Regions from separate parts of the Homo sapiens genome. Here region 1 is linked to region 2. The links are chromatin contacts, found by Hi-C or POLR2A ChIA-PET in ENCODE. All regions are on one chromosome and are shown on one strand. The core of a region is the stretch at or near the end of the contact, and the rest is flanking DNA. Distances in the headings are between cores, read along the strand shown. Region 1 has its middle 49 kb from the start of PROKR1. Region 2 has its middle 45 kb from the start of ARHGAP25.

Evidence for each region. A loop is a pair of places that touch in the nucleus more often than their neighbours do. ChIA-PET counts read pairs that join two places held with the same protein, here RNA polymerase II (POLR2A). Pooled maps may share reads with other maps.
Region 1: a loop to region 2 is called in a pooled map, with 4 times the contacts of the local background. The contact joins two enhancer-like sites. A Hi-C loop is called at or near these places in 5 of 37 single-sample maps with no recorded cell type and 8 of 50 pooled maps. POLR2A ChIA-PET finds 5 or more read pairs at or near these places in 2 of 52 experiments (CD4-positive, alpha-beta T cell and endothelial cell of umbilical vein).

The regions. Positions count from the first base shown.
Region 1 is chr2:68,592,831-68,596,786 of GRCh38, reverse strand. No RefSeq gene overlaps it. Among named protein-coding and RNA genes, the nearest start is that of PROKR1, 49 kb to the left of the region's middle. Within about 2 kb of position 1,411, at least 6 of the 41 ENCODE cell types and tissues checked have a DNase peak (open chromatin) inside an H3K27ac peak, as active enhancers do.
Region 2 is chr2:68,688,093-68,691,893 of GRCh38, reverse strand. No RefSeq gene overlaps it. Among named protein-coding and RNA genes, the nearest start is that of ARHGAP25, 45 kb to the left of the region's middle. Within about 2 kb of position 1,738, at least 4 of the 41 ENCODE cell types and tissues checked have a DNase peak (open chromatin) inside an H3K27ac peak, as active enhancers do.

The DNA.
Region 1 (3,956 bases), core at 162-2,661, 95 kb after region 2:
AGAGACAAATATGGTTAAGAAACTGATTCAAGTACAAGAATATGTATGAAGAATAAATATTCTGCTTGTATTATTTTTTTAAATTTAAAAACATAATGAAATTTTAAATTTGGGCTAATTATAGACACAGATGTATTTATATTTTTAAAAGGATTTCATTTTTGAAAAATGATTTGAATAAAACTATTTTGCAGGTCTGCTAATACAACAAAAAAAAATTTGTTGTTTAATAAATAAGTATTTTAAAAGCATTTTAAAAGATTTTAGTGTTCTCTTTCATTTTCAGAAGTGTTCCAATGTGGTGTTGAATTATAGTCACCCTCACTGTACATAACATATCTGGACATCCCTAAACATAGGCTAAACATAGGCTCATCCTTACTTGTCCTTAGACTCAGAAATTTCATTTAAAGATGAGGCTGCCTCCCATAGGCAGCTGTATTCTTGAAGGCTACACCCTCCACTAACATGGGAGGACTGGAGAAAATCCAAGCTAGGTACCAACCAGACAAAGAAAGAACCCCAGCATGTTCTGCAATAGCCAAACTGATCCTGATAAGGAAGGGAAATTTTCTCCCAAGCAATTGATTCTCTTTGAAAGATTTGAGAAAAGGGTGCTGGGATTTCAAAGAAGAGGGCAACCTGCAGAGCCCACAAAGTAAGGGAAAGAAAGGTCACAAAGAGGACTTTGGATACACAAGAAAATAACAGCTGCATTACTCACAGTAGCAAAGACATGGAATCAACCCAAATGCCCATCAATAATAGACTGGATAAAGAAAATGTGGTATATATACACCACGGAATACTATGCAGCCATAAAAAAGAATGAGATCATGTTCTTTGCAGGGACATGGATGGAGCTGGAAGCTGTTATCCTCAGCAAACTAATGCAGGAACAGAAACCAAACACCACATGTTCTCACTTATAAGTAGGAGCTGAATGATGAGAACACATGGACACATGGGGTGGGTGGGGAACGACACAGGCTGAGGCCTGTCAAGAGGGAGAGCATCAGGAAGAACAGCTAATGGGTGCTGGGCTTAATACCTAGGTGATGGGTTGATCTGTGCAGCAAACCACCATGGCACACGTTTACCTATGTAACAAACCTGCATATCCCGCACATGTACCCTGGAACTGAAAATAGAAGTTGATAAATAAAAATAAATAAATGCTGATAACTTGGAAAAAAAGAGAAAAAGAAAATAACAGCTGCAGTTACATGTATCTAGTGCCACCACACCATGTGCTAAGCACTTGATGGACACATTACATACATATTTTCTCCTCATCCTTTCAACACTTCTACAAGATGGGTGTGTTATCCCCATTTTCCAGATAAAAATCTGAAGCTCACCCAGGTCTGGGAGCTCTTTGCTGCTACACCACCCTGTCTGCCCCGGTAGAGGGCGATGGAGAGCATATACAAAAACAAAAAGAAAACAAAACAAAAAGCATGTAAGTAAAGAAAGGCAAGTAAATCAAGGTTACAACTGGAGAAAACGATTTGTTCTTATAAGCAAGAATGACTAAAGACCTTAACAGACTATGAAAAACCTAGATGTTCAAAATAAATTGGCTTTGGATACACTTGAGAACAGTGGGCTGCCAGAGCCCTTATTAAGTCTACCAGAAACAAAAATGCCCTCTTTTGGGTGAAACATGTGCAGGGAGCCAAAGCTGGATATTAATTACCGAGTGACTTCAACTACCAGCCACCCTCTAGAAGTCCGCTGTGAAGTGGAATGTAAAATAACACAGGTAATCACAGACACAGGTTGCTGGAAATGATGCAAACACATTATTCTCCCCAAATTAAAACACTCTACTCATGTCCAGAGCTTGAAAATTTGTTTCCCAGTAAAGGTCAAGAAAAGCAAACATTGCTTGAATTTAATTATTAAGCCAGCTGTCAGTCACTGGCAGTGACACAAGCAGGAAGACATTTCAAGGCAGGAAATCAGCTGCAGTTAGCATGACAGGGTCCTTGCATCTTTAATCAGGAACTCCTCTGTCAGAATATTTTATTTATCACTGAAAGAATAATGCCAAGTTGGCATCTATTTTATTCCCTTACTGTATCTTTTTTCTTTTTTAAATAGCAAATCTAGCAAACAAGACCTTAGTTTACTAAGATTCGATGGATTTCAGTAGGGCTGATAACTGTATTAATTTGCATTAACTGTCCATATTCTAAAGTAGTGCCCTGAAGCAAGATCGAAACATGAGATACCAATGGCAATTCATTTTGCTTATAAGTTTAGGCATGAGAGTGACTGGTCCAGACAGAAGAACTGGTTCTATCCCCTGAATCCGCCACTACCAACTAGCAGTGGCTTCAAAAATTATAGGGGTGTGTGGGTAGAAACCAAGATTGGTAGATGGGAAGGAAGGGAGTACTTGGATTGATACAGAGTGAATGAGGAAGAGGCCTCAAACATCTGCCATTGCCTCTAGAACAACCACTGCAACTAATTTTTCCTCTGTAACTTTGGTGAATTCACATAAACTCTTGAATCTTTAATTTACCAGTTGCGAAACAGGAATAGGATACTCAAAAAGGAAGTTACTAATAATGGTCTGAAGGTGGTGGTGGCTATGAGTGGTTATGAGTGATTTTTATATTGTTCTTTCTGCTTGTCTGTTTTCTCTGGTTTTTCCAAAATAGAATTTAAAGCATGTTATAAAATTTAAATATTCTATGATTTTTATACATCAAAGTTTCCTTAAGATTGAGTTAAGGACTAGCTACTGATGAATTTTTTGATGAAAAATCCATGTTTACACATGGGTTTATAGTAGAGGAAGGAATTCATCATTGACTCAAATTATAGTCAACATTCGTCTACGGTCAACACTGCTTCTCAATGAATTCTAAAGCTTCTTCCAGCAGGAAAATTAAATGATTATGATATCTTTACTACTTTCTTCCAATACATATTTTCCAGTGACCATGATGGTACAGAAATACCATCAGGGCTTACTGTCTGACACGGGGTTAATGAGCAATATAGAAAAGTTCATCAATTCAGGAAACTACCTAAAGGTCATGATTAATTACATTTTCAATAGCCTTTAATTTTTTTCAGGATAACGATGGTCATAAAGAAAAAATGATTTTTAAATTATATTGAATTAAATTAAAATGATATAACTAAAAACAGAAAACAAAGATGCAAATGTATACTTAATACCAAAGAAAGTCTTATTTTTAAGTTTCTATCTCTCCTTTAGACACATATCAGCATATGTAATGACACATTTCATTAACATGCATGTACAATCTTCATCATTTCCACTTGGAGTTCTTTTTAAGCTTTTTAATAATTTGAGTGCTATTAATGGTTATGATAGAAATGTTTATGCTTCCCATGTATGGATTTATTATTCAGCTGACATGGGCTTGGATTTTGTTGGTTATAGTGTAACTCACTTTCTCTTCTAGAATATTCATTTTCTCAAAGTCACAAGATATACATTTAGTTTAGTAGAACAAATATTTACAGATAATCAGACATGTATATAGCACTGGGCTAGGTATTATGTGAGAAAAAGAGAACACAGCCCATTCCCTCAAGAAAAGTAGACCATCGGTGACACTTCTAACATGACCACTTCTTCCCTATTGAGACAGGGCTGTCAGCTAGAAGTTAGGGAGCCCTGAAGAGCTCTAGATGTCCTTGGTAATACTTCCTCTTCCCTGCCTTCAGGATGCCCCAAGCCTTGGCTGCCCACGGACAAATCCAGGTTGGAAGCTGCAATGAGAGCTCAGTACCCTGTATCACAACTTATCCCAACATGCTGTCACCCGTTTGCTTCAGTCACCACCAGGATCCAAGATGCCAGTTCACTTATTCCTCATCTATTATCTTATACCTGTGTGTTCAACAGGTATACAAATATGACTCAGTTTCTCACTCCTTCACAACCCTAAACTCTTGACCTTTGTAAC
Region 2 (3,801 bases), core at 489-2,988:
TGTAATTTTTCTTTCATTTCCAGTATAAATTCTCTAGCTAACACTTCTCCTCTTGTCCAATAAACTAGACCTCATAATAATAAAAATGACCACCAAGGAGAGTAGAATAGAGGAGAGAGAAGGAAGGTAGGAAGGATAGGATAGTGTAAGGGAAGTACCAAGTTAACAATGCTAGAATTTCCAGAATGTTCTTTATGGGCAAAGGGAGGGTCAGAGATTATGAGTGCTTATGCATTATTTGATTTTGTCTGTATTGTTCAAGGAAAATGAAATTTCTTTGAAAAATTCAAAGTATTTTTTGATAGGGAGGAAACACTTCTCCATCACCTTTGTGTCTAGGTAAAGAGCTTCATTGAAAAAATAAAAATATAACAGAAACTTATAGTGGGATTTTCTGAGGTTGGCACTAACAGATGTCTGTGGCCTCTGTCCACTAGAGCTATTTGAGCAGACCCTTACTGCCAGAAGAGACCACTGTAATGAAAACCTTAGTTAGTCCTCTTGGAATTATGTGGACTAAAGTGAAATTATTGAGCAAGGGGTCTAGGGACTTTGAGTGGACTGATGACTCCAAGGAGGGTCTGGCCTCCTGTCATTTGCTTTCTGCCTCTCAAATTTTGATAGCATATTTATACAACTGTCCAGAGCTACCATTCCCTCCTGGATAGGAATTTTGCCTGCCAGGTACCAGTGAAAAATGAGGACGAGACCTCTGGCCCCAGCTATTGGCAGAGAGTCAGGCTTATTGGTGTACTCCTGCTGGCTGGAGCATCACTGAGAGCTCACAGGCCACGTGCTGAGAGAACATCACCCTCAGCAGCACATTTGTCAGAAAGCTGTTCTCACCTGGACACCTGAATCCATTACAGGCTTTCCCCAAACCCAGCAACACTGGAGACCTGGCTTCTCTCTACAAATACTCTACCCTTCGAAATCTCAGTCTAGTGAACAAACCTTTTTCTCCATGCAGAGTCCAGGCCAGGTGTGTTGGGAACATAAGCCCCTGTCAAACACCTCATTGTACCTCCATCTGCAGAAGAGAAGCATGTTTTCCTGACCTTCCGCTGGTAATCACCATGTTTTGGGATGCATGGTTTTTCATTTTAGACATTGATGTCAATTTCAAACAAGTTATATTCCTACCACACTCCTAACAAACCATATTTTAAATTAACATGCAATATTCAGATTTTAAAGCAAAAGTGCAAGCTAAAATATTAACCTGTTAATTGGTTAATAGTTATAAGGCCTAATGACACCTTTGAATCAAAAGATATACTGTATTCTGCTTCATTTTGCAACAATACTAGGAGGTAAGAAACACTGACTATTTCCTGGGTGTCAGGTACACAGTACCTTATTTCATCTAATCCATGGTCAGCTCCTCTTTGGCTCTCGGTACTGAGGATGAGTTCTGGTCCCAGAGACCAGAGACAGCAGAGAAGACACAAAGTAACCACAGGCCTTTTTCCATTTCAGTTGGTAATACACCTCTTCGTTATGAGAGTTAATGCAAATGAGCACAATCTAAATGAAGCCCCGCGGAATTACTCAGAAAGGGGAAGGCAATGCAAGATTTCCAAAGGAGTCTTGCAGAGAGAAACAGGAGAGCCCTGGGTGGTAATAGCTATCTCATTTCCTGCTAGCACTTTCTCGCCACATCACACCACTTCTCTGTTTTTCTGCTTTATCAATCAGTAAAATGAGAGCCTCAAGACAATAAGGCCCATGGCCCAGAGATCATGATTAACTGCAAGATTCAAAATCAGCTGCAAGAGAACGAAGCTGTCACATGGGTTTCTAAAGAATATTTGCCTCTTTCACTAAAGGGAGAATGAAGGTTGCTTAACCTCTCTGTGAAATAAGTTTCAGTTCCTCTTCTATGAATGACTGGCTAAACTTCATTTTCTCTAAGACCCTCTAGTATTCAGTTCTCTTCCCACCTGCTTGGCCTAATCCTGCATGAGAGGCAATGATTGGGAGCAGGAAAAGAAGATATGTAATTTAGTTTCTGAGGAACAAGTCTTCTGGAAAGCTTTGTAATTAACCTATTTTCCCCAAAACTGATTCTCTGTCACCCTAGGACACTGACAATAAACCATACCCATGATTTATCTTCTTACCTACTTGCAGTAAAGGAAAGAATAATGAACCAAGAATTGCAAGACCAGATTCTTATCACAAATCTCAAATAACTCTGTAATATTTGCGTAAGTAGTTAACCACCCTGGAGTGCTTTCTTAATTGAAAAATAAGGGGGATCCAGGCATGGTGGTGCATACCTATAGTCTGTAAACCAAAAATAAAATTCTAAGGCCCCCCAACCATCTGAATGGGCCTCTTCTCTTGGCCAAGGGCATTCCAAAGTTAACCTGAAAATCCAGTTCAGTCCATGATGGGAAGGGGGTGCTAGACATGCTCCATTATACCCTCCTCCCTTTTGGAATTACTCATAGAAAAGACTTTTTGAGTCTGACAGGAAACATTTGCAATCTATTCTCTCTAAATCCTGCTACCTAGAGGCTTCGCTTGTGTAATAAAACCTTAGTCTCCACAACCCTTTATCTTAACCAAAACACTCTTTCTAAGTCTTTAGATAATAACTATTTCAATCAATTGCCAATCAGAAAATCTTTGGTTCTACCTATGATCTGAAAGCCCGCAGCTTCCATTTAACCTGCCTTTCTGAACCAAACCAATGTATATGTTACATGTATGGATTGATGCCTTATGTCTCCCTAAAATGTGTGAAACCAAGTTGTGGCCCAACCACCTTGGACACATATTCTCAGCATCTCCTGAGGGCTGCGTCATGGGCTATGGGTCACTCAAACCTGGCTCAGAATACGTTTTTTTCAAATATTTTACTGAGTTTGACTCTTTTCATTGACAAGTCCCAGCTGTGTGTGAGGCTGAGGTGGTGGGATTGCTTGAACCAGGAGTTCAAGGCTGCAGTGAGCTGTGCTCATGCCATTGCACTCCAGCTTGGGCAATGGAGTGAGACCCTGTCCCCTAAAAAAAAAAAAAAAGAAAGAAAATAAAAAGCAAAAGGGGGTTGGACCAGGTGGTCTCTAAGGACCCTTCCAACTGAAACTCAGCAGTGCACGTAATGTGGAAGAAAGGCATTTTCATCATCTAAAGTTCTGAAGCATTGAACTCAGCAGTGACCCAGCATGCACAGCAAATTGCCCCGGAGTAAAAATTGCTTCCTGGAAGTGTTATTGATAAGCACTTACTTTTCATACCAGGTTTATATTTCCTACAAGAATAGCTCGGTCCCTTATTTAGAATGTGATGCCAATTTCACTACAGTTATAATGTTGATTTGAGTGTAAAATTTCATGGAAAACACACTTCTTCTAATTATTGATTTTTGCTCTGCCCAGTAGCTAAGAAATAAATGAATACATGATCTCTCCTTCAACAGCCTGAGGTTTTTTAAATTAAGAAGGAGAAAATAAGAGCTCAAAAATACTTTTGAGTAAATGAATAGTAAAACATGTAATACTTTCCAAACAATTTATTTCCTGCCATTTATGTTCCACATGAAAGTGACTAAATTCATGGTTATTGCACCTCATCATAGTCCAGAAACTATAATAATAGGTTCTGGAGATACAGAAATTAAGAGATTATTATTTAGTTTGAAAAGAGAAAATAGAGTAAATGGTGAAAGGTAAGTGTATTAGTCCATTTTCATGCTGCTGATAAAGACATACCCAAGATTGGGGAATTTATAAAGAAAAAGAGGTTTAATGGACTTACAGTTCCATGTGCCTGGGAAGGCCTCACAATCATGGC